Regions from separate parts of the Homo sapiens genome. Here region 2 is linked to region 1. A link is a loop called in an ENCODE intact Hi-C map of the cell type or tissue named here. Cell type or tissue: heart left ventricle. All regions are shown on one strand. Links, peaks and the distances in the headings refer to the core of each region. The heading gives the core; the rest is flanking DNA. Region 1 overlaps DCBLD2 (discoidin, CUB and LCCL domain containing 2). Region 2 overlaps DCBLD2 (discoidin, CUB and LCCL domain containing 2).

Region 1 (15,770 bases), core at 7,150-15,149:
AGTAAGTGGTGGATGCTAAATAAATGTTTATTAATTGAATAAGGAAACTGTACATTAATCTATGAAAAAGTAATTTCAAATTAGTCTCAAAGCTAACTTTAATGATGGAACAACTTTGTACCTAAATTCTTATGATAATACTTAAAAATCGTATCCTTGGCTGATAAAGAAATTTTATTGTTGAATCCATATTAGTATTGCTCCTTAGTCTACTTTTAAAGGTCAGTACTAGAAATCTGGCTTTCTGAACAAGTATCTCTCACACAAAGCTTAGTTTTTAATCAACATTAAATTTTAGCTATCTTCTATACTTGCTTTCATTTCATACACAAGAACTAGGCATAGCAACTCAGTAACACAAAAATATATAAGGGCAGAATGTAATAAACGTGGATTTCTGTGCAATATATCCACTGGTCTTTTGCAAATATAAAATGTAGGATGTTACACAGTCCATAAAAAAAAAAAACCACAAATTTCCCCTGAAACTGGCATGAAAATACCTTGAATATCTCTGCTGGATATCAGCTAAATTAAAAACATAGGGATATAAAAAAATCTACTGTGAAAATAAATGAATTGTAAGATAAATAACTCTTAAACAATCACTAACATTTTTCCTCAGAGGAAAAAACTACCACCCTAAGACAGAGTTCCTAACATTATAAAACTAGTCTGAAATGCCCTTACTACTGAAAAGATGAAAACATTCTTCCTGTAGGTGGTTCAATCTTCATAAAATAACCACTGAATAAACAAAGTAACTCAAAATATAAATGCACGTTCTTTAGTAAATAGAAAACAAAGGCAGCTTTTAAGGTGATTGAAAGTGTAGATGAATTTCAGAAACTCAAGTATTTTCTATTAACAGCTGAATCTACGACTTTGTAGTGGCAGATTGTCACACTTAAGGTATTCCCTGTAGGCTATTATTCAACTTACGGTTGTCATTTAAAAATGATTTTTACAAAGAGTACACGCAGAGTGTTAGGAGTAATTTTTAGGTGTCTTATGCTCATGTTTGATTCTCAATAAATACACGAACATTTACTGCCCTTTCCAACATGAAGGATAATTTCTACAAAAGTTAACAAAAGAAATACTAACTGATGAAAAACAGGACTTTTGCATGCATGCTGATGAAGAAAATAATTACAGAGTTGTCTTTTTTCATAACCTTGTGTAGGGGGAGGGCAGGAACAGTCCACAAGTAACGTGCCAAGAATGTTCTAAAATATGTGATGGAGTTCAGAGCTTCCTCCTCTTGCAAGCAAGATGATATGCACCAGAAACTAAAGTTAACAACAGGTCTCCAATCTACAGCAATGAACAAATTTGAATGCTTTGTATCTCAAAAAATATTTGACAAGTTTAACCTGACTGGATAAATAGCTTAACTAAGCACCTACTGCTATGAAATATATGTTCAGAATACTCCAGTTCAAAAGGGAAGGCTAGACATATACATATTTTTTTTGCTTATTCCAAAAGAAATACCGTTTACATCGTGACCCTATACACTCTCGCATGCACGCTCATGACCCACTAAAGTATTTCATGACCCCCTAATGTGTCCCCAACTGCAATCTGAAAAACACTGTGCTAGGTATGCAAAGGTCTTAACATTGAATTTGCAAATCAAGGAAAGACCTCGTTCTCATTTTCACCCCTAAATTAGAAATGTGTTTCCAGTTTATTTTTACAGTTCTTAAAAGTAAAGCCTATTCCACCAAGATACTTAAAATACGACAAAATATTTAAAAGTAGAACTAAAATTGGGAAAACATTCTTGATCAACCAATTATGTAATACACTTAGAGCAGTGATTCTCAAAAGGTGGGTTGCAGGGCAGAGGAGAAGAGGACCCCACAGAAGCAATTTTACCTCCCATTTGGCAGTGTCTTGAGACAATTTTGGTTGTCACAACTGGAGGGGGAGGGGTGTTATTGGCATCTAGTAGGTAAAGGCCAGAAAAGCTGCTAAAACATCTTATCATGCACAGGAGGTCCCTCAGAACAAAGAATGATCAACCTTAAAAGTGAATAGTGCTGAGGTTAAGTGCTGACTTAGAGTTAAAGCTAGAAAATCTCAGAAAAAAGATCTGGTTTAGCTCTTGGCTGGGTTCCATTTGGCCCAAAGGGTAATGCTGTTCTATTCACTAAGAGACTGGTTTTCCCCCAAAGATCAGCAGTTATACTAAAGAGTTTTATGTTCCGACTTTCCAATTTTTAAAAAAAGTAAAAGGAATGTTTTATTTTTCTTTAACATAAAGAAATGCTTTTTATTAGTCTACAGACCTCAAATGATATATATTTTTTCTGGGTCAGGAGCTCTTAACATTAGGAGGGAAAGGAGCTAACAGTAATCATCTGTGACTGCTATTAATTCTGAGTAGCTTTGTACACTGGGAAGAATAATGATCTGTGACCAGGCTACACCACCTACTATTATTCCTGCTCATAAGGCAGAATTGACAAAAAGAGTAAAACTACTCTTGGAAAAAACAACATTCAGAGCACCAATCCATACATTCTCACCAACTCCAACTTCACTAACTTTCTCCTTCTCCAAACTCCATCAGCACTATCACTGACAGGTTCTCTTTTTCATCTTCCTCCTCGACATGTTCTCCACCAGACTATAACTGATCAAAAAGGGTAGAAGCCTGTTAACCTAATTTTTGAATTTTAATTTTATTTCAGCTAAGAATAAACACTGGAATTTGATCTTAATGATTCTTTGGCTGCACATTTATCTAGGGAATTACTCATAGAACATGTGTTCACTTCCTCTGAAGAGTGTAAGGTCAGATGTGTTAAGCCAGATACAAATTTTGATATTATTACAGGAAAACCCCCCCCCTTTTTTTTTTTTTTTTACTACTTATCCCTAGAAAAAAGAGAAAGAAAATTAAACGTATTTAAATGATAATGAATTATTGCAACAAAGAATGCATGCTTTTTTAGGCTACTCTAATTAAACTCCAAATCAAGTGTGTTTTTTGTTTAAGTATGTGCTTGTGATGCTGATTCCATATGACTTTCCAGCCACCCCCAGATTTTAGCCATATCACTACTGATAAATTGTATTAATTATATTCTTATATATGCATTACTGAATTTTAATAATATGAACATTGTGATTTCCAAAATTATTTCCTTTAACAGCAAATGCAGGATACACTTGCACAAATATGCCAAAAATGGAGAGCAAAGGTTTAAACTTTTCCAGTGAGTTTTCAAGGTTTTTTTTGGTGAACTGGTGAGTCTGACTATACTTGCTCTAAATAACTGTCACTTTGGTCACATAATATATCTGCGAGATCTTAAAATGAGAAAGCATGGAGCTTTTACGAAACAGAAAAGTGTTCAGAAGAGTAAGTTGCAACTGTTAACTAACGTATCTGATTTCATTTGGTTACAATAAAGTTTTTATTATTTGGTACTGTGAATTTTTAGACCAGAAGTACTATATCAACCTTGTAATTGTGAGGTTTGTTAAGTTGCATCACTACAAATCTCAGATAATTCAAATACTACTCTAATTTCACTTAATTTTTTAATGTCCTCTTTAGCCCTGGTAATTTTCCTTGTTCTGAAGTTTTGTCTGAAATTAATACAGTGACTCCAGTCTTCTTTAGTGTTCACAAGGTATATCTTTCTCCATCCCTACAGTTTTTAAATTGTGGTAAAACATATATAACATAAATTTAGTATTTAAAATATATTTCACTTTTTAAAGCAGTTTTAGGTTCATAATAAAACTGAATAGAAAGAACAGATATTTGTCATATATCCCTTGCCCCTACACTTGCATAGCCTCCTTCATTATTAACATTCCTGACTAAACTGATACATTTGTTACAATTGATGAACCTACACTGACACATTGTTATCACCCTGAGTCCACAGTTCATATTAGGGTTCACTCCTGGTGTACATTCTATAGGTCTGGACAAATATATGACATGTACCCACCACTATAGTATCACACAGAGTAGTTTCACTGCCCTAAAAATCCCATGTTCCACCTGCTCATCTCTACCTCCCCCAAAACCCTGGTAACCACTGATCTTTTTCGGGTCTCCCTAGTTTTGCCTTTTCCAGAGCATCAAACAGTTGGAATCACATAGTTGGTAGCCTTTTCGGATTGGCTGCTTTCATTTAGTAGAATGTATTTAAATTTCCTCCATGGTTTTTTGTGGCTTGATAGCTCATTTATTTAATTTTTAAAATACTGCATAAGATGCACATGCATTCAGAGTCCAAAGAGGGTCAATGTGACCATTTTTTTAAAAAGACATTGCCCCCAGCTTCATTCTTTTTAAGCTCAAACTCATCTCTGCATGTGTGATAATCTACAAAACTGAATAACATGAAGGAATGTGAGCTATATATAAATCCTCTTCAACTCCACCATGCACATACTCTACCTAGAATGCAATGGTTATACACACTGGAGTCATACAATCAATTTAAATGTCCTATCTACCACTCACTATGACCTTGAAAAGGTTACTTATTGCTGCTAAATCACAGTTTTGCCAGGGGTAAAATGGGAATATTAACAATTCAAGCTACCAAGGTTAAGATTTAAACGACATACCATACGAAAACAACTGGTGTCAAGGTCCTAAGCCATAACAATGTGCTCAATAAATATTTGTGAGTACTATTATTGTCATAAAAGATCAGAACAGCTTTTGCCCATTGTTTATTGACCCAGTACACTTGGCTACAATCTGGCGAAAGTTAAGAGAACAATGGCACATTATTTTAGGAAATTTAAATTTATAGCATGCTTTAAAGCTTCTAGTGTCTTGTAGAAAGTATAAATTTATGAGAAAGTAATGCTCACTAATCAACCCAATGACCTCTACTGCAGTTCAGTAACTCACTCTCAGGACCACAACCTGGACTTTATTTTTGCCATTATTGGAAACTACTCCCAACTCTGAAATCTTAAAAACTTTAACATCTCGCTCTTCTGGTTACAGTCTCCTGACCTCTCAGCTCTCTTACACCCACTGCATACTTTCTGTGAACTGGATTTCTCTCTTCTCTCTCCATCTGTTAAGCTGATCCTGGCCTCACTTCTTTCTCTACCTAGTCTGGGCCTCACGTCCAATACATTAACTACACTCTTTCTGATATCTTCGCTTTCTAGCCACTGTATTCTTCTTGAGCATATATCTGCCTGGCAAAAGCTCCACCCTAGATCATTAAATAATTTCTCTTTGTCAAAGAGTTGAGCACTATAGAAAGAGAAAAAACTCACAAAACCCAGGAGATGAGTGTCATCAGATAGTAATGGGTTCCAGCCTCAGATGGGCACTCAAAGCCTCTCAGTTTTCTCTTATTTGGTGGTACTCAAAGTCAAGTCAATGTTAGAATCACTTACAGGCTAATTAAAGGTTCTCAGGCTCCTATTTCCACCTCCCTGGATTCTAACAAGTATGTCAGAAAGATGACCTGAAACTTGGAAATAGGGTAAAAAAAAAGTGTGCAGCACATCCTTTAAATGTCATAAAAAGCAAAAGCCACTCAAAGTTATAGGGCAAAATAATTACCACCTGCTATTTAATGCTGATTAAAGGTTGCAGTCTTGGTTACATGTTAACTTACAGATTGTTTGGTAAAGATGCACATAATTTTTCTATAGTTGAAAAAATAACCTATAGGTAAAAGTTTAAGGCTTTGTTGGCCATTAATCAGTTTTGGCCATCTAATGCAGCTATCATATCCTAACATTGCCTATAAACACCTAGCTTCTCAAATACTCTATGGACAGTTTTAACATTTTACTGATTCCCTCATTAATGAATGAGTTGAACAAAATATTTGGTGTGTTTATCTTATATTTGCAAGACAACTGATTTTGCCTTTTTTGCAAATTATAACCTGTAATTGTAGTTCTTCAGTGGGGCCTTGGATCTGCAGTTTTACAAGCTTTAAAACACTAAGGGTAACAACTAAAAACACACAAAACCTCCTTCTACATGGTGTCCCCTCACCACCCCCCATCTACCACCTTTTTCTCACTTTTTCCTTCTTGTACATAGATTTCTTTAGTTGCCTATACTTGATGTCTTCTTTGCCTCCTTTTCTAATGTCAATGCACTGCAATTCACGTTCAAGACTGTTGCGGGTTGAATTGTGTCCCTCAAAAAGACACATGTTCAAGTCCTAATTTTTGGTACCTACAAATGTGACCTTATCTGGAAACTGGATTTTGCAAATGTAATCAAGTTAAAATGAAGTCATTCTGGAGTTAGGGTGGGCCCTAATCCAACAACTGGTGTTTTCTAAGAGGAGGAAAGTTTAGACAGAGATGCAGGGAGAACCACATGTAACCACAGAGGCAGAGACTGGAGTGATATATTAAAAGCCAAGCAATGCTAAGAGTTGCAATCACCAAAAAGCTAGAAAGAGATAAGGATCCTACCTTAGAGTCTTAGGAAAGAGCATGGCCCTCTGCACACCCTGCTGTCAGAATTCTAGCCTCCATAACTGTGAGACAATAAATTTAAGTCAGTTAAGCTTGTGGTACTTTGTTACAGCTGCCCTAGGAAACACACAGATCTACATATCCAATGAAACTCTTCACTAAAGCAGTCAGTTTCTGAGCTGCCAAAAGCCAATGGAGAATTTTCCATCCTTATCTTTTGTTACCTTCTACAGCATCTGGCATTGCTGGCACTTCCTTCTCTTGCTTCCTTCTCCCTTACTTCATATCTCCCCTCCCTCCTTCTTAAATCTCTCCTCCCATGTCTTAATTCCTTTAACCCTCCAACTGCATCTCGCAGACCTTAACTGTATGTAACCTTGTTACTACCAGCTGTTGATGTTGCTATTCTTCAGAGTTCTTTCCCCACTCTGTATTCTATGTGGGCAATCTACTCCTTGACTTCAGTTGTCACTAAATGGAGAAAGCTCCAAAGTCTTCAATCTTATCTATATACATACTAAGCACTTTTGCTCAGAAGTTCCACTTCATTTGAAACTCCACATGTCCTACGCATTCAATGAACAACCTCCACATGTCCAGCAGTGTGCTACTAGGTATTAGGAACAACAGTAAAAATGTCAGACAAGACCCCTGTCCTTACAGAGTTTACAATATAGGGAGTAAGACAAACACAGAGAGTCATTCCAGGGATGATGAGTACTACAGGGAAGTAATGAGTGCTTCAGTGTGAGTGTGAGAATGTGTGTGTGTGTGTGCATGTGTGACAGAGGGAGAGGGAGAAGGAGAGAGGGAGAGGGAGGGAGAGAGAGAGAGAGAGAAAGAAAGAAAAAAGCAAGCAAGCAAGCAAGCAGTTAGCTAGGTAGAAATCCTGGTGAATGAGAGAAGTGGAATGCAGGAAGAGGAAGAAGATTCCAGAAAGAAAAATCTCAATATTAAACTGACTTGGCTCTCTCAAATTTAACTAATCATTATATTTTATACTTTTTATCTCCTTAGCAGTTCTAAATTTAGTCCCTCTGAACAAGTGCAGGCCCTTGCAAAGTTCTCTAATAGGTTTCCCCACTTTCTATCTTTTCTCCCTCTAATCCACTGTCCACACTTCAGCCAGAGTTTCTTAAATACTAACTGGGTCATGTAGGTCCCTTATTTAGAAATCCTTTAACTGTTTTCCACTGATGATACAACGAAGTTCAAATGCTTCAGCCAGGATACAAAGGCTATCATAATCTGGCCCCTGATTCCCTTTCTGGTCTCATCTCTTCACTTTTCCCACAACCTCTTTGTTCCACAGTCCTGAACTATAGGTGACTCCCCACATGCTCCACGCTCTCACCTCTGTGCCACTGCACTTAACATTCCACTCTGCCAAGAATAACGTCCCTCCTCCTTTTATCCACCTAGCAAATACCTACTCAATGTTATTTTCTTTGTGAAACCTTTCTGAAGCTCCTGGTGTTTCTCCCTATTTCCATAATAATATCTTTCTGTACTTAATATGCTTAATTATGCATATTTATGTCAGGTTACCATACCAACCTATAAAATTTGGTTAGAAAGGCAATGCATTCTACTCACCTTTATAAGCATACACACAGAAATAAAACATACAAGGCTCTTAGCACATGCTGTTGAATGAGAAATAAGCCTAAACTAATGTTATGGTAGACAACTAACACATTAGAAAGTACATAGGCTTTGGAGTCCAACAGACTTAGATTCAAATTCTAGACATGCCAGTTTTCAAGATCCTGGACACTTAACTGCCACAAGCTTACATACCCTAACCAGTATACTGGTGAGGATGCAACTACCTCACGGATGAGGATACCACCACCCATCTCCCAAGATAAATGTAAAGGTTCAGTAAGAACTTCTTTAAAATACAGTGGTCTCTTTATAAATGTAACACTCTTTCTCCTAGAAGAGGATGCCTCTGTTTATCTAGTACCCTGCCTTATCCTTCTCTGGAAGGTGCTCTGCAGTTTCCCAACAGTTTTAATATGACCTCATGCCCCCTGGTTATTTGACTGGTCCAAGGGTGGGTACTGAATCACACTGGGTCAATGTGAGGGCCAACTCACCCTTTCCTGGACCTTGTACAATAGGGAAAATACAGAATTTCTCCGTGTTAAAACCGTAAGCCTTCGGGATTGCCAGCAGCCATGATTCCTTCCACAAAGAGAAAGCCAGACTGAAACAAGAGGGAAGAACTAAGCTGAGTCCTTGGTTCCTGAAGTCTAGCTGCATTCCTGCCTTCCCCTCTCAATCCTCCCAATAGTTTCTCCTTCTACCTTAATCAGATATGGATTTCTGTTCTCTATAACCTCAAAAGTCCTAACTAAAACACTCTTCCTCCATGCATGCAAAAGAATGTCCACCTCACATCCAGACCTATAAAGCTGGCTTTTAGGATGCCAAGAGTAGACAGAAACAAAGGTATATCAGGAAAGAAGAGATAAAATGATCTGAGATGGTGGGGATCAAAAAACACTGAAGCACACCAACAGGCAGAAGGCTGAAGAGGCAGAGCAAAGGTCAAAAAGGAGAGCACAGAACTCACATTAAGATTTGGGTGGGCTGGAGACAGTCATGCCTTTCTGCCACATTCCTCTATTGCATGCTCTGACTCCTCTCACTGAGCTGGGGGTGGAACAATAATTGGGGATAAAGGGAAGAGGGATGGAAAAGTGAGTCTTAGTGGAACGGAAACATATAAAAATGGAAATTTTAACTGCAGAGTAAAATGAAACAAAATTTTCTTTGACATATTGATTCATTCATTGAACAAAAATTTACTTGCTACCCAGATTCAATCCCAGCCCTCGTTACAGTCTAAAAAGAAAGATGAGTTACATATTTTAAAATATTTAGAGTAGTAACTGGATGTCAAGTTCAACAAGGCTATTATTTAAATCCAGGTATGTCCAAGTCCAAAGCCTCCAGATTTTCAAAGACCACTGTAGTAAGAAAAAAAAAAAAAAGAAACCAATAATAAAGATAGGCAAAGCTGCTTGGTTTTTCAAACTAAAACAAAAACCAAAACAAACAAAAATCTGACAGTGTAAATGACAGTTTCAGTAAAGCAGAAACAAAACCCTTGCTTTTTTATTGCAAGGGTTAAAAAATAAATTAACAATTTAACAAATATCTGCTGTGTGCCAGTCACTAAGAAAATATACAGCACAAATGTAGATTACCATTTAGAAAGCTCGTCACTGAAAAAAGCAGAGATACAAGGTACCACAAAGCAATGAAAAAAGAGATATGTAAAAGCCAGTGGCATTTTGAGCATGTTTCCAGATATAAAGTAAAAGTGCCATCAAAGTGTAAAGCATGCCAAAACAAAATTCACATTCCCCAATGTAGCAGTGCTCTGATAAAGAGGAAGAGGACAAGGTTTCAGTCAGGAGGAAGTCATACTGTGCAAGGATTAGGAGCAGGGCAGGAGTTCGGCTGTACAAATCAGCTTTACAAAGTGAGATAGTCTGCTAAGCAGTAATCCCCACTTGGGACTTGATTAGCCAGACCTCATTTGTGGCAGATCTAATCACGATGACCACATGACTTAATCTTGTAACTATGAGCTATCCAGAACCAGAGAAAGCAGAGAATGGGGATTATCACATGGGCCCAAGTTTGGGAACTGTCCAAGATCACGGAAAGAGCATTGTTGAGATGATGGATTTGGGGTGCCTGAGTTGAGAAGAGATAACCAAACCTAGTGACAGACAAATGAACCAGGTGAAAGAGGAAGCACCTGAGGCTAATGTCAGGCCTAACATCGCAGATACAAACTCCTCAGTCTGCCCCTCAATGGGAAGTCCTCCACAATACGTTCCAGCCTCCATTTCTCATTACTTTTCTATTACACCAGATTAGTGAAGCTACCTGAATGCTCCCCAGCAACATCCACTGGCAAGAAAAAGGAGACAGGCAACTACGAGAACAAAAACTAGGGGGACTTTTATAATATTGGAGATGCCTATTGAAGTCAGAAGCTGAAAGCATGCAAAGGAGAAAGTGTGCCCAAATTGCTGGCACTGATTTAGGCTGTCACGGTTGTTAAGGATGACCCATCTGAGGGGAGCAGAGCTTTCTAAGAAGTAGGCATGTCTATTTTCAGAATTTCAGCTTGAAGGATTCCTCTCATAGTCAAGGGTGTGCAGCAAAGGAGTCTTCCTCCTGGGAAGAGGTGGGACTGGGAAAGGCTGGGAAGACTGTTAGGCTCTGAGCAAACAGGTAGTAAGGGTCAAGACATGGCTCTGTTCCCGGCTCCTGAACTGACCACTAATTTACGGGGATTAGGCAAAGGACAACAGCATGAAGTGCATGCCGGTGCCAAGGGATGAACCAAATAATGTGCTCAGGGTAGCAGATTAACTCTAGAAATGGGGTTCTTAATTCACATAATTTGAATGACAGACACTATGATAAGTATTAGAAATAAGAAAATGAATAAAACTCTCTCCGCTGGCAGGAATAAATACTTAGAATACAGTGTGGAATGTATTATCCGGAGATGAGTGTGTGGGGACTGTTCGAGAACTCTTCATAAAGGGATGATACCCAAGAAGGGTTTTGAAGGCTGATCGAGAGTTTACCGAGAAGACAAGGAAAGTAAGAGCATTTCAAGTAGAGGAAACTGCATATATGAAGAGGTTAGTATAGGGAACAAGGCAAAATGGCATGAAATTATATCTTAGAAGAATAAAATTAGCTCAGTCTCATATCTGAACTATACAGTGTGAGAAATGCTGGCATTAGATTAAGTCAGAGTGAAAGGGAGGGACCAGACTGTGAAAAAAATTACTTACATGATACGCAAAGGAGTTTGGACGGTATCTTACAGATGATAAAGGGGCTGCTGGCAACACTATGGAAGTCATTAACACAGCTCCAAGAGGAAAATGCCCCAGCATGTGGTACCATGCCTGGCCCACAGTAACCAACCAACGTTTTTCCAATAACTGGGCAGACACAGGGCATGAGTTCAAGAAGCAAACAGTGGAGCATGACCAGAATGAGTTTTGCTACTCATTCTAAAAGGGTGGGCTTTCACACTCCCACTTTCCTGACTCCCCAGGTTATAATCTTATGATCTTACTCTTCAAATATCTGCTGTTCCTTGTGGACAAGAAACCTACCAAACTTCAAAGCTTACCAATCTAAAACCACTTTATCAGTGAGGCGTCTCCTACTTCTCCAGGAGTTGTGAGCTTTTTCTGCCTTATACAACCTTCTTATAACCTTCCTTGATTATTATTATAGTAGGCGTCTCCTGCTTCTCCAGGAGTGGTGAGTTCTCTCTGCCTTACATAACCTTCTGATATCCTTCCTTGGTTATTATTATATATATTCCAACTTGAATTACTTTCTCAAATAGACTGTAGGTTCTCTGAAGACAATAACAATGTTTTACTCTTCTCTGAATGTCTCAGGACTATACTGAGGTACATGCACACTCTCTTGAGAGTTCACAGTTGGTACCCCTTCATACTGATAGTTCTTAATGAGAGAATGATAAAGAGTGCCAATACCTTCTCTTTGATCCCAGGCAATTCAGTTTTGAAGGCAAGGTTGCACACACCCTACTCAACAAAAGCCTTGCAGGGAATTCTGGGCCACTCTCCTTAAAAAGCAGTTGAGGGAACGTGCATCTTGGGATTCTCCCATAATTCAAGCAGCAAATCAAAGTTTTTCTTTCAATTACACACCCATCAGGGTGCACGTTCAGCTGGTGAATGATGTTTTAGTAGCCCTTGGAAATCATGAGTATCTCATCAGCTTCAGTGGGTACTGCACTGGCACTCATTAGATACTAGTTTATTTGAATATCTGTATTTTCTGTCCTCATAGGTTGTACTAATTTAACCCAAATAATGAACTGAAAAATTAGCCTGATATTTGTTTCTAAACTAACATTTTGAACTGAAATACTTTCTCAAAGATTTTTCTCCAGAATGAAGAATTCAATTAAATACAATAACAGCTCTGAACAATACAGTAATTACTTTATAAATACTGAATGTCTTATGATAAAATTTTGCATTTTGAAATTTTTGTTTTACTGTATTTTGTAGGTATGCTTATGTGTGCTAAATTAGCCTATAAGTTAATTTTACATGAACACACTATTAAAATTACAACTACAAAAGATTATGCAGGTATGTGAATATGTAATAGAAAGGAAAGTTAAAAATTATAAGTCGATGGATTAGAAGACAGAAATGTGGATAATCATCTACGTTTTTAGTTTTGAGTAATAATCATTGTTATCCATACAATATTTAAAAATAAATACAAAGTCCTATGGCCGTAAGGTTGTTATAAAGAAAACCGAATCCAGGAGCCACATCAGAAAAATTGCCAAATTGTCTCACTTCATATTTCAACAATCACACTTAGCAAATATCACTATCTTTATGAAGCTTTTCCTCATCCTTCTACTGTTGGGTCATCATTCCATATCCTTCCAAATATATCAAGAAGTGGAAGCAGAAACTGTCTACTTGTATGCATTCAATTAATGTCCAACATTACTACCTGAGCTTCACTTCCCAGTGTCACTTTGCTAAGTGTAGTCCTAAATTTAAATTCTACTCCTATGTAAATCTAGCCCTTTCCCACATACATGATCTATTAACTTTTGGAAATTAATTTGTCATTTTAATTCTACTACTGGTATTTTACTTATGCCAATTCCACCATTTTAAGATATTTTTACATGTTTGTCTTTAAAATGAGGCTCAGATGTTCAAATGGAATTATCAACTATCCCCAGGGAAAATAATATGTTCTTTTTGTTTCTAACACTGAGAAATCTACCTATAATTTACCTGCAATCTTAGAATCAATTTTTCATTTACAAGTTTCAAAAATGTGCTGTTTCAATCTGATCATTCACACGTGTGGATTGTGTGCTGCTTCTAATTTTCATTTTGTAAAATTAATTAGAAATATAGCAGAAAAGGATGCTTTGATTTATTTGCTTCTGAACAAAACTGGATAAGAGCCCCAATGTTTTATCAGACAAAGAAAAGACAATGGAAATTTCTAAATTAACCTAATGTCAATGTGAAAAATAATTACAAATGTTTATTTGCAGAGAGAAATAAGTTTTTATTTTCTGGCAACTCACAAATATTGTTCAAAAATATTTCCCTGCATCACAAGCAAATAAAGGCATTCCTTGACAGAATATAAACTTTTTCACATATTGGTTCCAAATATGTTCAAATAACTGAAACATCCTTTTTAAGAATGAACCTGATTTGTTTCACAGATTAAATTAGCAAAGAAAAACTAATATCTTCACAACATGTTATATATTAATAGGCCCAAACAAATCAGGCTTAATGGTTTTTAAGAATTAATTCCCTGATATTTTACCATGTTCAAATTACATTCTAACCAAGAAAGTAGGCAAGCCTTCCAGGATACAAATGAGGAAGCTGAGCTCCTGATATGAAGTAACCCAAATTCCTACAGTCATAATGGAAACCAGAGACCTAAAATCATAGTAAACCATCAACTTCCAATAAATTTAATACAATAGCAAATATGCTACCAGCATAAGTTTCACCAATTTAATTTTTTTGAGAGGTACATTTTACAGAAAAAAAGTCTTCAATAAAAAAGATTTCGAAGACCAACTTCTTGATATCCAACTTAGAACTCTACACAAATACAAGCCATATGTGAAACATCAACATAATAAATAGAGGTAAACAGAATATATTTATAAATTTATAAGTGAAACAGAACTGGTTAAAATACATCTGTTGTGAAAAGTCGGTAAGTTTTCAAACTAATGATACATTTTATTCGGAGCCAAATAAAAAGAAAGGTCATTGTGAACAGAAAATCTATTGAGGAATAGCTATGTATGACATTAATTGGAATGAAGGTAATATATTCTGCTATTTCAAAATGATGTCAGAAAGAAAAAAGACACTGAAGCACATTTCTACCTCTCCATACTAGATGCATTTCTACCTTCAGTTGTCAAATAAAGAAAAAAAATCTATCAAAGAAACCTTTTTTGCAGTTTAATTTTTATTCTGACTATATGCGAATTACAGAAAATTTAGAAAAGTATAAAGAAATGTCCCACAATTTTACCACCAAAAGACAACAACTGTCAACAGTTTATTTCCTTCCAGTCTTAAGACTTCTTATAGAGTAAAAACTCTACCTTGTAGCTGAACATTACAACATGTACAAATCCCATTAAAAATTCTAAAGGTGTTTTAAACAGACTTCTTTTCAGGTTATGTGAGGGAATATCAGTAGACCCTAAAGAACATCTGTTAGACTGGGAAGACTGGCTTAAAAGGAATTCCACCACGGGCTGCTTTAGGGTCCTTTGAGTAAAAAATTTAATTTTTAAAAATGAGAAAATTCAAATCTCAAATAATTGTGAGTTTTCAGATGATGTATACCTAATTAGCTCTTAATTTATCAACTTAGTAAGATCGAGATTAGTAATAATCATTTATAGCTATTTTAAGCTTTTCCCTTTGCAAAATTCCTGCATACTATCATTTCATTTATATTAAGCTATGAGATAGGTATGCATGCTCACCTTAATGATGTAGAAAACTGAGGTACAAAGAGATTAAATATTAAATGATTTAGCAAAATTTACCCAAGCAATTTAGAAGAACTAAAAAAAAAAAAAGTCTTTTAATTATCAGAATCATTTCTATTTATGTTGATGTTTACATAAGATGACACTGTTAAAGAGAAATGTATTTGTTAAAATGTTCTGGTAAAAAAAAATTATATTAAACCTTAAAAAATGAAGTAATGTTGCTTGTCTGATTAGACTGGCTATTTCTTTTTCTTTTTTTTTTTTTTTTTTTGAGACAGTCTCGCTCTGTCGCCAGGCTGGAGTGCAGTGGCGCGATCGCTGCAACCTCCGCCTCCCGGGTTCAAGCGATTCCCCTGCCTCAGCCTCCTGAGTACCTGGGACTACAGGCATGTGCCACCATGCCCGGCTAATTTTTTGTATTTTAGGAGAGACGGGGTTTCACCATGTTGGTCAGGATGGTCTCGATCTCCTGACCTCGTGATCTGCCCGCCTCAGCCTCCCAAAGTGCTCGGATTACAGGTGTGAGCCACCGCGCCCGGTAGACTGGCCTTTTCTAAAAACAAGGCAATCCCTCATTTGGAAGGTAGACATGTAACTGATTCTATACTGTTCCAAGATTTTTTTTAATAACATGATACAAACACTATCAGATCCAGAAACAAGCAAAGCAGAGTACTCTGCCTATGGAGTAATATGCCCTCCTGCATCA
Region 2 (15,770 bases), core at 4,890-12,889, 51 kb before region 1:
TGATTCCCTTCTCATTTGTTCTTCTAAGATAACTATTTTCTTGCCATTTAATTATTCTTCACTCAGTAAACATCTATTGAGCACCAAATATGTGCCAGGTTCACTTATCCATCCTCTCACTCCGTATGCTATTTTTTTTTCTTCTTTTTTTTTTTTTGAGACAGAGTTTCTTTTTTGTTGCCCAGCCTTGAGTGCAATGGTGCAATCTCGGCTCACTGCAACTTCTGCCTCCCGGATTCAAGCGATTCTCTCGTCTTAGCCTCCCGAGTAGCTGGGACTACAGGCACGTGCCACCATGCCTGGCTAATTTTTGTATTTTTAGTAGAGACAGGGTTTCACCATGTTGGCCAGGCTGGTCTCAAGCTCCTGACCTCAGGTGATTCACCTACCTTGGCCTCCCAAACTGCTGGGATTATAGCGTGAGCCACCACGCCTGGCCACTCCATATGCTACTATAATTATTTGGTGCTTATATGAGGGGAGGAGATGAATTTTTCTTTCTTTCTTTCTTTCTTCCTTCCTTTCTTTCTTTTTTTTTTTTTTTAAGATTTTTAAATTTTTGTTTATTCACATTGAGGAGAATCTAAATTCTTTTGAACTTATGTATAGATTTCACCATTTTATAGTAATAAATCAGTCCTCCTGTGTGTGTGTGTATGTGTGTGTGTATGTAAACCTCACCTTGCAATATTATTATTTTAAATAGCCACTTGCATCTTAAGGAAATTAAGAGGACAAAAGAAAAGCTGCTGTTTTGTATGTATCCACATATTTACCAGCTGCTTCCCTGCCGGCAGGTGCTCTGGTTCTGCACTGCCTGTTGTCCCTTGCCTGAAAATGGTTGCCTCCAATATTTTGCTCAGTTTTCTGATTGTTTACAGTGGCAGAGGAGGGTAGATCTGGTACCAGTTAGTAATTGCCAGAGGTGGAAGTCTGTGGATGAAATTTGTATAACATGGAACGTTAGTTCCACAGTTAATGCTACTCAATTGGAACCCATGGAAATTATTTTTTGGTGAAAAGGGCCCATGCGTTATGAAATTTGAGATCCAGAACAAAATGAAAAGTCTCTCATGTCTACTTCTTTCTACACAGACACCGCAACCATCCGATTTCTCAATCTTTTCCCCACCTTTCCCGCCTTTCTATTCCACAAAGCCGCCATTGTCATCCTGGCCCGTTCTCAATGAGCTGTTGGGCACACCTCCCAGACGGGGCGGCTGGCCGGGCAGAGGGGCTCCTCACTTCCCAGTAGGGGCGGCCGGGCAGAGGCGCCCATCACCTCCCGGACGGGGCGGCTGGCCGGGCGGGGGGGCTGACCCCCCCATCTCCCTCCCGGACGGGGTGGCTGGCCGGGCGGGGGGCCGACACCCCCACCTCCCTCCCGGACGGGGTGGCTGGCCGGGCAGGGGGCCGACCCCCCCACCTCCCTCCCGGACGGGGCGGCTGGCCGGGCGGGGGGCCGACACCCCCACCTCCCTCCCGGAGGGGGCGGCTGGCCGGGCGGGGGGCTGACCCCCCCACCTCCCTCCCGGACGGGGCGGCTGGCCGGGCAGAGGGGCTCCTCACTTCCCAGTAGGGGCGGCCGGGCAGAGGCGCCCCTCACCTCCCGGACGGGGCGGCTGGCCGGGCGGGGGGGCTGACCCCCCCCATCTCCCTCCCGGACGGGGCGGCTGGCCGGGCGGGGGGCCGACACCCCCACCTCCCTCCCAGACGGGGTGGCTGGCCGGGCAGGGGGCCGACCCCCCCACCTCCCTCCCGGACGGGGCGGCTGGCCGGGCGGGGGGCCGACACCCCCACCTCCCTCCCGGACGGGGTGGCTGGCCGGGCAGGGGGCCGACCCCCCCACCTCCCTCCCGGACGGGGCGGCTGGCCGGGCGGGGGGCCGACACCCCCACCTCCCTCCCGGACGGGGCGGCTGGCCGGGCAGAGGGGCTCCTCACTTCCCAGTAGGGGCGGCCGGGCAGAGGCGCCCCTCACCTCCCGGACGGGGTGGCTGGCCGGGCAGGGGGGCTGACACCCCCACCTCCCGGACGGGGCGGCTGGCCGGGCGGGGGGCTGACCCCCCCACCTCCCTCCCGGACGGGGCGGCTGGCCGGGCGGGGGGCCGACCCCCCCACCTCCCTCCCGGATGGGGCAGCTGGCCGGGCAGAGGGGCTCCTCACTTCCCAGTAGGGGCGGCCGGGCAGAGGCGCCCCTCACCTCCCAGACGGGGCGGCTGGCCGGGCGGAGGGCTGACCCCCCCACCTCCCTCCCGGACGGGGCGGCTGGCCGGGCGGGGGGCTGACCCCCCCACCTCCCTCCCGGACGGGGCGGCTGGCCGGGCAGAGGGGCTCCTCACTTCCCAGTAGGGGCGGCCGGGCAGAGGCGCCCCTCACCTCCCAGACGGGGCGGCTGGCCGGGCGGAGGGCTGACCCCCCCACCTCCCTCCCGGACGGGGCGGCTGGCCATGCGGGGGGCTGACCCCCCCACCTCCCTCCCGGATGGGGCGGCTGGCCGGGTGGGGGTGCTGACCCCCCCATCTCCCTCCCGGATGGGGTGGCTGGCCGGGCTGAGGGGCTCCTCACTTCCCAGTAGGGGCGGCCGGGCAGAGGCGCCCCTCACCTCCCGGACGGGGCGGCTGGCCGGGCGGGGGGCTGACCCCCCCACCTCCCTCCCGGACGGCACGGCTGGCCAGGCCGGGGGCTGAACCCCCCACCTCCCTCCCGGATGGGGCGGCTGGTCGGGCGGGGGGCTGACCCCCCCCACCTCCCTCCCGGACGGGGTGGCTGCCGGGCGGAGACGCTCCTCACTTCCCAGATGGGGTGGCTGCCGGGCGGAGAGGCTCCTCACTTCTCAGACGGGGCAGCTGCCGGGCGGAGGGGCTCCTCACTTCTCAGACGGGGCGGTTGCCAGGCAGAGGGTCTCCTCACTTCTCAGACGGGGCGGCCGGGCAGAGACGCTCCTCACCTCCCAGACGGGGTCTCGGCCGGGCAGAGGCGCTCCTCACATCCCAGATGGGGCGGCGGGGCAGAGGCGCTCCCCACATCTCAGACGATGGGCGGCCGGGCAGAGACGCTCCTCACTTCCTAGATGTGATGGCAGCTGGGAAGAGGCGCTCCTCACTTCCTAGATGGGATGGCGGCCGGGCGGAGACGCTCCTCACTTTCCAGACTGGGCAGCCAGGCAGAGGGGCTCCTCACATCCCAGACGATGGGCGGCCAGGCAGAGACACTCTTCACTTCCCAGACGGGGTGGCGGCTGGGCAGAGGCTGCAATCTCGGCACTTTGGGAGGCCAAGGCAGGCGGCTGGGAGGTGTAGGTTGTAGCGAGCCAAGATCACGCCACTGCACTCCAGCCTGGGCACCATTGAGCACTGAGTGAACGAGACTCCGTCTGCAATCCCGGCACCTCGGGAGGCTGAGGTTGGCGGATCACTCGCGGTTAGGGGCTGGAGACCGGCCCGGCCAACACAGCGAAACCCCGTCTCCACCAAAACCAGTCAGGCGTGGCGGCGCGTGCCTGCAATCGCAGGCATTCGGCAGACTGAGGCAGGAGTATCAGGCAGGGAGGTTGCAGTGAGCCGAGATGGCAGCAGTACAGTCCAGCTTCGGCTCCGCATGAGAGGGAGACCGTCGGGAGAGGGAGAGGGAGAGGGAGAGGGAGCCTTGGGATCCTGTTGATCTGTGACCTTACCCCCAACCCTGTGCTCCCTTCTTTCTTTCTTTCTTTTTCTTTCTTTCCTTCCTTCCTTCCTTCTTTCTTTCTTTCTTTCTTTCTTTCCTTTCTTTCTTCCTTCCTTCCTTCCTTCCTTCCTTCTTTCTTTCCTTCTTTCCTTCTCTCTCTCTCTCATTCTTTCTTTCTTCCTCTTTCTTTCTCAGAGTCTTGCTCTGTTGCCCAGGCTGGAATGCAGTCGAGTTGTTTTCTTGATGAATCCGTTTGTGTACCTGGGTGTTCCAGTTGAAGTGCTGTATTTACTTGCCCCTTCTATTTCTTTCCATGAAGGCGGCACACACTAGCTGTTTTTAGTTGGTCACCTTGGCCAACCCCCCTGAATTGTATATTTTAAATAAGGGAATTGTATGGTGTGTGAATTATAACTTAATAAGACTGTTATAAAATAAAAAGAAACTATCATAGAATAACAGTGTCCTTTCATATGTAGCATATCTGTATTGATGGGTGAAATAAAGCCTAGTAAAAGAGCCAGGGCTGGCAGTTCGTTCATTTATTCATTCAGCATATATTTAATAAGCATGTGTTATGACCAGATGTCATTCTAGGCACCAGAGATAAAACAAAGAACAACCAGATAAAAATTCCTTCGTATAGGGAGTATACCTCTGGGTGGGGTGGGGGAGGTAAAAGACAATGTTAGTAAGAAAAAAATACTGTGTTAGAATGTGTATTGTACTTTAGAAAAATAATGAGAACAAGGAAGTTTTAAAAAGTTAGGGAGTTACAATTTTAAGTACAGTGGTCAGATCAGGCATCACTGTGAAGATGACATTTAAGTAAAACTCTTAAAATCGGTGAGGGAGTGAGGTGTTAGGTATTTGAATCTGAGAACAGGCAGCGGGAATCAAAGGCCCTGTTAGGAAATGTGCTCAGCATGTTTGAGGCCACAGTAGACAAGTAAAAGATGAAGTCAGATGAGTAATGGGAAGCTGAATGCTAGAGCATCTTGGAGATAAGGATAGTTGGTAGAGTGAGATGAAACTTTCACTTTAATAAGATCATACTGACCACTGAATTCAGAGTAGATTGAAGGGGGAAAACAGCAAAAACAAAGGTAAGAAATTTATTGCCGTAATTGAGGTAAAAGTTGGAACCTGAAATAGAGTGGTAGTAGTAGAGCTGTTAAGATGTAGTCAGATTCTGGTACATGTACATATATATTCGAAGAATTGGCAGCTGAATATGAAGCTTGAGAAAAAGAGAGGAGTCAAAGATACACTAAAATTTCTGGACTGAGCAACTTAAAAGATGAACTTATTACATGTGAAGTGCTTAGATTATAATAAATACTGAGAAAACACTTATCTTGCTGGATCCACTTTAATATGTCCTATAATACTAGAAAAATCAGTGATATGTTCAAAGTACGGGGCAGTATATAATTTACATTTCTTTTTCCTTGCTCTGTCACCGAGGCTAGAGTGCAGTGGCATGATCCTAGCTCACTGCAGCCTCAAGTTCCTGGTCTCAAGCAATCCTCCACCTCAGCCTCCCAAGTAGCTAAAACTACAGGCATGTGCCACCACACCCAACTAATTTTTTAAATTGTTGGTAAAGATGGGGGTCTCACTACCTTTCTGGTCTGGAACTCCCAGCCTCAAGCAATCCTCCCACGTCAACCTCCCAAACTGTTGAGAAGACATATGTGAGCCCCCATGCCTGTTATTTGCTACGTTTTAAACTGACAGCCTCTGCATAGAATTTTATTCTGGTAATTTTAATCAAACAATACATACAAATGACTGTAACACATTACTGCACGAAGTATCACACATATGGTACACTTCATTTGGGTGTTGTAGATAACAGCGATGGCAGTAGTAAACAGAATGCCCTCAGGGATTCTGCTGAAGCAAACTGGCATTCCCTCTTTTTCTGTATAGCCCCCAAAAGAGCATCTTCAGTGTTGAATATACACTAGTCTTCACAGTAGAGTTTAACCCAAAGGAAGTGTAACCATAGTATCTATAAAAAGAGTTTCTATCCTTCCCCATTACCTGCCTTCCCTAATCCTAGAGGGCTGTCCAGAGCAGGCAGATCTCAGATGGGGCTCTGAAGGCAGGATAATGTGATTGTGAGAAAGAGCAGGAGAGAATACAAATGTGAAGGCAAGCCAATAATCAATAACAGCCTGAGGAACGTCAGGTTTTCTGAAAACACCAACATCAGATTTCCTAAGACAGTTGCAAACTTAGTTAGCTATATTATCTGCCATAACTGATATATACATTTAAAAAAAATAAAGTACAATTAAAAACATTTTCAAGACATAATAACTGCAAAGGCTAGAGAACTTTGTAACTGTTGCATGAAATATTTAAACTTGAAATCTTATGTTGACCCATATATAATACCATGAAAATATATTTTATGTTAACAAATGAATCAAAAAATATCAGCACATTGGTTACTATCATAGAAATATTTTTGATTGACAGTGTTGGCTATTTCTGAGATTGTAGGGTTGCAAAATATATTTATTTAGATTTTCCTTCAATACTGTTTTGTGTTCTTGAATGAATTGAAAAAGACCCTCAGTAGTGTCAGTAGCCATCACTTACCACAATAAGTTGGTATAATGACAACTATATTTGCTGTAAACATTTTTGCACAGTTGAACTCAAGTGCCTATATTTATTCTAACTCAAGAAAGTGGCCAGGCACGGTGGCTCATGCCTGTAATCCCAGCACTTTGGGAGGCCGAGGCAGGCAGATCACGAGGTCAGGAGATCGAGACCATCCTGGCTAACACAGTGAAACCCCGTCTCTACCAAAAAAAATACAAAAAATTAGCCGGGCATGGTGGCGTGTGCCTGTAGTCCCAGCTACTTGGGAGGCTGAGGCAGGAGAATCGCTTGAACCCGAGAGGCGGAGGCTGCAGTGAGCTGAGATCGTGCCACTGTACTACAGCCCGGGTGCCAGAGCAAGACTCCATCTCAAAAAAGAAAGCACAGAAGTACTGTTCCAAAGTTACTGTATTATTTACTAGAAATAAGAAAATATAGGCCGAAACAAGAAAATGTACACCTATTCATTCTTCTCTCTTATGTGATCTAAAATTATTTAAATAACCAATTTCCCAGAGCCTTAAACAATATGTGGTCTTGCTTTCATAGTTCTCATCTTGTCAATAGCCTTGCATCGTAGATATATGAACAGCTACTCTGTTCAAGTGCTAAAGGATGTAGGATAAGCCTGGTCTTCTGCTAAATTCTCCTGACAATATTATTGTGTGGTCCTAAGACTAATTCCTTGCTCCTATTATAGGAATCTGGCATTGATTTTTTAGCATCTGCAATTCTGTTAAGAGAAATTTACATATATAGTATAGTACAACATAATTTATAGTGATTCAGAGCCAATTAACATTTACTAAGTACCAGACACTATACTAGGTATTTTACCTCTTCTCTCCTTTTACATACTGAGAGTGGACACTAAACCTTATGTTTCTCTTAAGAATATAACAATGTCATCTATGAAAGCAGAGTCCACAGTAGAAGCCCAGAAAAAATTTTCTCAGATGAAAATAATTAATGCTTTCCTATGGATGATATAAAGCATAGCTCAGTTGCCTAAGCAATAAACTATGTAGTCAAACACGCTATAAGCTACACATGGTTAACTGGATCAAATCAAACTCCTTATCTAAATCTCCATACACTAAAAAATGAATACAAAACATTAAAATATAGCATAATTATTTTGTGACCTACACAGTATCTAGGAAGCTAATAAATACATTAGTATTTATCAACAGTGAAGGATAGAGCCACTGTACAGCACAGGACAGCACAAACACGTATGTAGTCTCTTCTCAGCACTCCTAATATGCCAAAAAAATTAAAAACATAGAAAACATTAAAATCATTAAGATGCTCTTCAGGTTTATCTAACAGCTTGGAATAAACTCTATCCTGTAATGTGAATTGCCTCTTCAGGTTAACACCATCTTAACAGATTAAGTGTTTAAATTCTCTTTCTCTGCAAAATTGGTAACACTTTGTTCGTCAGCACCTTTGTTCTACAAACTGACACCAAACTACAAATATTCTTCTGCGTGTTAATTATATTATACATACAAACATTATACATACTCATTTGTATGGAAATAAAAGCATATCTAAAGATAGGAATGTAAACTGAAACTTCATTAATAAAATCTTACTAAGTTTAATAGTATCAGAGTTTTAAAATGTTTGCCAGATACAGGAACCAAAATTTGGAACCCAATATAAAAATAACAAATAGGAACCTAGCCAATTGTAGTACTGGAAACAAAACAGATTCTATAAAATTACTGTACGGTTAAGAAGGCAAACAATCTAAGGAATTCACACTCTATTTTCAAAGCCGAAAACATTCCATGCAGGAAAAAAATAACCGGTTACAGAAATTTGGACTCTGCTAGAAAGGAATTATCTAGTCAGCCCTACGTTTCATTTGCAAACTCATATAATCTGATGTAAGAATGAAAAAATGGCAAATATTTGCAAAAATGATGTGGTTAAAAAATGCAGCAAATATTTTTTATACTATTGGTGTTAATTCTAAAAATAATCCATCATATAGCAATGATAATCTTGTTAAATGGGAATATTTTCCAGGCTCAGCTGTTTACAAGTCTTAAGTGCACTGTCATCAGATTCTAAGGGGTGGCAGACAATGAATGAACATGTGTTTATGAGTTCCGATTAGGAACTATATTAATATCTACATTATTTCACATGAAATTTTAAACTATTTACTATTTCTCCCGTCCAAAATAAAGGCAAACTTTATAGACTGAGCACTACAAAATTTCGAGTTGGTGAAATCTAAAGTAGTAAGATTCAGTATTATGTTTTAAGTGACAATTTCATGTTCTCCAAAAAGAATACCAGGATCACCACTTTCCAATCATGCATGCACACACACACACACACACACACACACACCCCAATTATGGTACATATGAATAAATGCTGTCTTGAAGGACTTGAAGCTTTCAATGCAAATGTATATATTTCTTTTGAGTTCACTGTTTTATAACTACAACTTAAAAAATTCGTCACCCAGAACCATTCTACAAATGTCCAGTTCCTCCTAGAAACTGGTCATTGTTGAACAGATTCAAAAACAGAAATTTAGATCATCTATAAAATTCATTTTATTTTTCAATTCCAATGACAACCACTGTTTTTAAATCTACTTTTCAGAATAAAATGTCAGTAGCATTTATTATTATTATTATTATTATTATTATTTTGGGATAGAGTTTCATTCTTGTTGCCCAGGTTGGAGTGCAGTAATGCAGTCTTGGCTCACTGCAACCTTCGCCTCCCGGGTACAAACAAACGATTCTCCTGCCTCAGCCCCCTGAGTAGCTGGGATTACAGGCACCCACCACCACGCCCGGCTAATTTTTTATATTTTTAGTAAAGACAGGTTTTCATCATGTTGGCCAGGCTTGTCTCGAACTACTGACCTCAGATGACCCACCCGCTTCGGCCTCCCAAAGTGCTGGGATTACAAGTGTGAACCACCGCACCTGGCCACATTCATTATTATACTAAATTAAAAGATCCAAGTTACCTGAGTCTGGACCTTACTGTGGTAGGTTCTGCCTCACTCAGTAACACCAGCAGTAACTCAGGAGTTTCTATAGAGCTTCTAAACAGGGGTTGCCAGTATAAAAGTCCAAGATACCACAAAGGTCCACATACACGTTCAAATTTTCAGAAAGTCTGGCCGTGGTAGATGAAAACTGATTAACAGTATTTATTATAGTTCACTGTGTGGCGAATAGACTGTTAGAGAGAATACCTATTATGAGGACTATAGATGTGGTTGTTTGTATAAGGAAGTATTTAGTGGCTGCTTCTGTGGAACAGTTGAAATTTGTTGAGATTATGCTACTTTAGAGTAGAAATTATTAGTCCTCTCATAGTTGTTGGAAGTCTTGATTCATATTTCTATATATCAAATTGCTTGAGGAAATGGGAACTTTTCCTTTCACTATCTTTCAAAAATGAGGTTTATAGGTGAAAATGGAAAGAGATAACTGGTAATGAAAAAAGCTGAAAACTATTGCTCAAAGATCATTAAAAATAGCAGAGGGGGGAAAAAGCTTTATTAAAAATTTAATGAAAACTAGAAATGAAAGTGGAAGAGGACTCCAGGTAGAGAGCCCAAGATACAACCCGGGCATTACTGTAGCTCAGAGCTTTACCCAAGAGGGCTTCCTAATGCTCAAAGACTCTTCCTAGAGCTTAAATTCCACCAAGATAAACTCTAATTCATCGAAATGTTCCCTATAGAAGATATGTCTGACTCTACAGTCTTTACAAACTGGCATAATTCTAGTTACATTTATAACGAGACCTCTTAATTCAATCATCTCTGCTTTGCCTCCTCGGACAGCCTCTTAACGGGCCTCTCTACATTTATTCTTACTTTTATTTGACCCGCTCTTCACAGAGCAGGGAAGACTGCATAAACAAAAACATAAATCCAGTCACACCACTTCTCTGTTCTTAACATCTTCCTTAACAGCTTCCATGCACTCTTAGGAAAAAGCTCCAACCCTTACATTTTCTGTAAGGTTCAGAATAATGAAGCCTACTCTCCCCCAACCCAATCTACTTCAGCTACTCTGCTTTCTTTTCCAGTTCTCCCAGAGCTCTTCTCTACCATCAGGTTTTTGCACCTGCTGTTCCCTTCTGTAGAATGTTTTTCCTTCCTTGTCTGCCTGGAAACTCCAATCCTTCACTTCTCAGCTTAAAAGTGACTTCCTCAGGAAAACTCTGCTTTTTATCAATCTTCCACTCCCCACACACCTCTGGCCCCTATCATTTGGTGATTCTTTCACCATACTTTATTTCATAGTTGCAATGAAGTAATCGTTTAATATCTTTTTCCAACCCTATACTGCAAGTTCCATGAAGGTGTGATTGTGTCTTATCTACTGCTGTTTCCTTGGTGCCAAGTATAGGGCAGGAAATAAGGAATCAAAAGGAATAGATTTTTATAATGGGCTCTTGCACAAGGTAATGAGAATTAGTCTATCTCATGCAAAATGATGACTCTATCAACAACCCATGCTATAACACAAGTCATCTTGAGAGCCTAACAAATGAAGTAGCTGATGAAGCAATATTTTTCACAATCTTTTCATTCCCAAATACTCTAAATCTTCAACTAGACTTCTAGGCTAGGGACATGTAGCTAGGTTCCTTGAAAATATTTATGGAATTCATTGTGGCAGTTAAGTTTCCTGGATAAAAATATACTGAGGACCTCAACCAAAGCCAAGCAACCTTCAAATTAATGAGTCATTATAAGAAATTGTCATCAAAAAGCCACCCAAGAAGAAGTAATAAGAAATTCAACCAGTGTTGTCTTGAATATAGTTCAGGCAATTCATTCTAGTTCAGATAAAACAAATGCTTGATGGATGGGATAAAGACAGGCAAAAAATAATAAGATTTTAGGAGCTGTTAAATGAGATTTCCCAAGATGATTATGACTTTGGAAAGTTTTAGTATCAAGAAATTCCTGATTAAGGTGGTTGTTTCAAAAATCTTTGGAAGCTAAGATTCATCTAAAATAGAATATAGCCATTTGAAATTTGGTACAGGTTTGTAAGCTACACAACATACTGATTCTTTTATCTGAGGTCATAGCCAATTCTTAAGTAAATTTCATGCAGGACATTAAGGTTTCTGTGGGCCAAAAAGCCTCATAATTTAAATATCTAATATGAGAACCTTTTTTTAAAAAAACAGGATACTTATTTTCCAGAAACCTTCAACTTGATAAATAACAGAGAAAAGCAAAAATATGAATCAAAATAAATAATTTAACCTGATATTAAGAAACTTAATGAAAATAAGAAGCAAATTAACTTTATTTTCTATCCTCTCACCTATCAACCCAAGACTTTCAATAAGTAAAACTTAAAGGACGGTAATCCATTATCATCTCACTTGTGTTCTCTACATTACTCTTTTGGTGGTAGGGGTGGGGAACACGTGTATGCATGTGTACAGTGGTAGAAGGGGGGAAACTAACATTGTATGTGTCTGCTATGTCATGAGCCTACAAACAGTACACATGTTTTTATTAGATTCAGTCCTCACAACGAATCCATTCAAAGATACAACTCACAGTGGTGAAATGACTGGCCAGAGGTTAGCCAGCTAGCACGTGGCAGAGGCAGGGATACCAAGAGTCCTTTCCATAACATCACACTGACTAAGTTTTCCTGGTTCTGTCGAAAATATTAATTGTTCATTTGGCATAATGTTTCTAGTTCTTTTCTATTATTTCATCCAAATGAATTTTCCTTCTCATTTACTATGAAAGATTTTGTTAGCCTTCACATCTTGCCCTACTGCTTATAAACTAAGGAAAGGCAGGTTCCTCCACACAGAACAGCTCTCTCCTCTATCACTTTCTATATGAAACTTTCAATAAGACATATCGTGTTTATCTCAAGCCCACCATAGCTGAGGAGGAATCGCTTGCTTTCCCCTATAATTCCCAGTGCCCAGCATTCTCACAACTAGGAGGTTCTTGAGAATCTCCTCATTTATACAATATGAAGTAAAAGCCAATTTAAACTTTTAAATGGTAACTTAATTCAATGCTGAATATCAAAATAATCAACTGTTAAAAATTTAAATGATTGTTTTGATATATTCTTGTACTAGCAACACTTATTAAACTTTCTCATCATGGTACCCCTATATAGCAGGGGGAAATGAACACATCCCACAGCAGCTAAAACACGTGAGAGAGTTCATGCAGGTCTTGCATTTTATCTTAGAGATTCAGGTAAATTTTGGATTTTATTCTATTTGATAATCTTTTGTTTTTAAACTTTTAAGTTTGGGGTACATGTGCAGGTTTGTTCCATAAGTAAGCTTGCGTCATGGGGGCTTGTTTTACAGATTATTTTATCATCCAGGTATTAAGCCTGGTATCCATTAGTTATTTTTCCTGATCCTCTCCCACCTCCCACCCTCCCAAAAGCCCCAGTGTGTGTTGTTCCCCTCTATATGTCCATGTGTTTTCATAATTTAGCTCCTATTTATATGTGAAAACATGCAGTATTTGGTTTTCTGTTCCTGCATTAATTAGTTTGCTAAAGATAAGGGCTTCCAGCTCCATCCATGTCCCTGCAAAGAACATCTCATTCTTTTTCATGGCTGCATAGTATTCCATGGTATACATGTCCAAAACTTTCTTTATCCAGTCTATCACTGATGGGCATTTAAGGTGATTCTAAGTCTTTGCTATTGAATAGCGGTGCAATGAACATACACATGCTTATGTCTTTATGACAGAATAATTTATATTCCTTTGGGTATATATCCAGTAATAGGATTGCTGGGTTGAATGGTATTTCTGTCTTTAGGTCTTTGAGGAATTGCCACACTGTCTTCCACAATGGCTGAACTGACTTACACTCCCACAAACAGTGTATACGGTTTCTTTTTCTCCACAACCTCACCAGCATCTGAATAACCTTGTTTTTAATTTTCCCCCTTTACACCACATTTTCCTCCTAAACATTAGCAATTTAGAAATATCCCATGTTTATTTCATGCTGTCTCAGCACTCCTCAGGTACTCCTGGGGATGTGAGATCTTATTCTTTGAAAATAATGGTAGTATGGTCTTTAACACAGCACTATGAAGTGGTAAACTGTGAATAATAATGTTTTAAATTGATATAAAACATTTCAATAATTTATAAATTTTAAAAATGTTATTATAGGCCGGGTGCAGTAGCTCACACCTGTAATCCCAGCACTTTGGGAGGCCGAGCCAGGCGGATCACCTGGGGTCAGGAGTTCGAGACCAGCCTGGCCAACATGTAGAAACCCCATCTCTACTAAAAATACAAAATTAGCTGGGCATGGTGGCGCATGCCTGTAATCCCAGCTACTCAGGAGGCTGGGACAGGAGAATTGCTTGAACCCGGGAGGTGGAGATTGCGGTGAGCCGAGATCACACCACTGCACTCCAGCCTGGGCAACAAGAGCAAAACTCTGTCTCAAAAAAAAAAAAAAGTTATTATAGCTCGTGTTCCAATCTTATAAAAATAAAAAAAATCAGCATTTCAGCAGTATTTCCTTTACTAAGGAAAGGGAAGTAACGTTTATGTACTTTTATTTTTGGAACTTTGAAACTGAACTCACCTTATTTGTCAAATTTATATATGTGCTATTAATTGTTCAGTCTTTCTGCTCTATTCCAATTTCAGAAAACAGGTACTTAAAAAAAGCATTTTATTTTTGTTGTTAGAAATTACAAACTGTAGGAACCATTGCAAAAGGTGAAAATTACCTTGTTTATCTATAACAGAGTATGAGGCCAAAAATCCGCGTCCAGAAACATGGATTCCACTCATGAACAGCAATGTGATTTCATTGCCTTTTGATTCAATTGAATGGTTCATTTGCAACCCCAGACCACAGTATTTGCCTAGGAATGAAAGAAAAGCAGATTATTTGGGATGACTCTCATGAAGTCAATAATATTTGCAATGTAGATAACAGAAGCAGAATAATATACCAAGCTGGCTGTTAAATTAGTATGGAATAATGACTAAAATGTTTAATGATTACCAATCATATTGCTCTGGAGGAAAAAAATGACAAGTAATGTCTATTCAAATGATTCAAAAGGAAAAGCAGTACATGCATCACTGAACTTATAGAGATTAATTTCCTGTGAAAGACATGTATACTCTTTCAAAACAATAATGAGGGACTAAAAAAAAAATTAACAAAATATTTCATCCAGGCAGGTGGCTCACAAATGAATTGATGATTAATTAGTAGTATTCTTAAAGTGCTTCCCTCAAACCCCTTAGATTCCAGCCTCAGGTCATCCCTCAAGCCTTTTTTTGGACCTACTCAATTTTACTTCTGAGGGTTGTTGGATTTCTAGTTAATCTCTTTAGGTGATCATATCTGATCCCATGGCTTTAACTATGATCTGACAACTCACAAGCTTAACCTTCCATCCACAGCTTTTTCCTTGAATGTCAGATGCATATATAAAACTGTGTGCCTAAATTTCATCCTTTAATGTCTATCACAGAGGTGCCTCATCTTTTGGTCTCCCTGGGCCACAGTGGAAAAAGAATTGTCTTGGGCCACACATAAAATGCATTAACACTAATGACAGCTTTTGGGCACGATCAATCAACCAATAAACAAACAAACATAAATAAATCACAAAAAAATCTCATGTTTTAAGAAAGTTTATAAATTTCTGTTGGGCCGCATTCAAAGCTGTCCTGGGCCGCATGTGGCCTGCAGGCCACAGGTTGGACAAGCTTGGTCTATCAGATATATAAAAAATAACATATCCTCAGTACAGATCTAAGATACTAAGATAAAAAGAAAGAAGAAGAAAAATTAAAGCAAGACACACACTAATAAATAATAAAAACTGATTTTCTTATGTGCTTGGTAACTTGTGTAAGAAAGCCTGAATAAGGACTTCCAAAAATGTTTTAAGCTATGGCAACATCACTTGAATAAGAGTAATGTGGACCTCCAAGGATATCATTTTCAAGGATGATACTTTATCTTATGAGTAGTGAATTCTAAGGAATTGACAAATAAAACAAAACAAAACCTCTCTAGAACTAGTAAAGAAACTTAGCTAAGTCACAGGATCCATATACAAAAATCAACTGCATTTCCATATATGCTAGTGCAATCTGAAATGAAATTTTTAAAACTCCATCCATAATAGCATCAAAAAAGTTAAAAAACTTAGGAATAAAATTGCTTTAAAAAGTTCAAAATCAGCATACCTCAAAATAATAAGAACTATTTATGACAAACCCACAGCCAATATCATACTGAATGGGCAAAAACTGGAAGCATTCCCTTTGAAAACCTGCACAAGACAAGGATGCCCTCTCTCACCACTCCTATTAACATAGTACTGGAAGTTCTGGTCAGGGAAATCAGGCAAGAGAAAGAAATAAAGGGTATTCAAACAGGAAGTGAGGAAGTAAAATTGTCTTTGTTTGCAGATGACATGACT

Evidence for each region. Hi-C counts contacts between places; a loop is a spot of excess contacts. Peaks named below come from ENCODE experiments on the same cell type or tissue, not always from the same donor. Only the 100,000 strongest peaks of a DNase experiment are listed, where the experiment ranks them.
Region 2: it touches region 1 in a loop (2.1-fold over the local background); 6 of 110 quality-filtered maps call a loop at or near these places.

Annotation. Positions count from the first base shown.
Region 1 is chr3:98,883,948-98,899,717 of GRCh38, forward strand. All of the region lies in intron 1 of DCBLD2 (discoidin, CUB and LCCL domain containing 2), which reads right to left. Among named protein-coding and RNA genes, the nearest start is that of DCBLD2, 9.9 kb to the right of the region's middle. In heart left ventricle, for the core only: no CTCF peak of the experiment used is centred there; no DNase peak of the experiment used is centred there; H3K4me3 peaks cover 1,130 bases; H3K27ac peaks cover 802 bases.
Region 2 is chr3:98,835,410-98,851,179 of GRCh38, forward strand. It overlaps DCBLD2 (discoidin, CUB and LCCL domain containing 2), which reads right to left. Exons shown (of 16, transcript NM_080927.4): 3 at 14,052-14,189. Among named protein-coding and RNA genes, the nearest start is that of DCBLD2, 58 kb to the right of the region's middle. In heart left ventricle, for the core only: no CTCF peak of the experiment used is centred there; no DNase peak of the experiment used is centred there.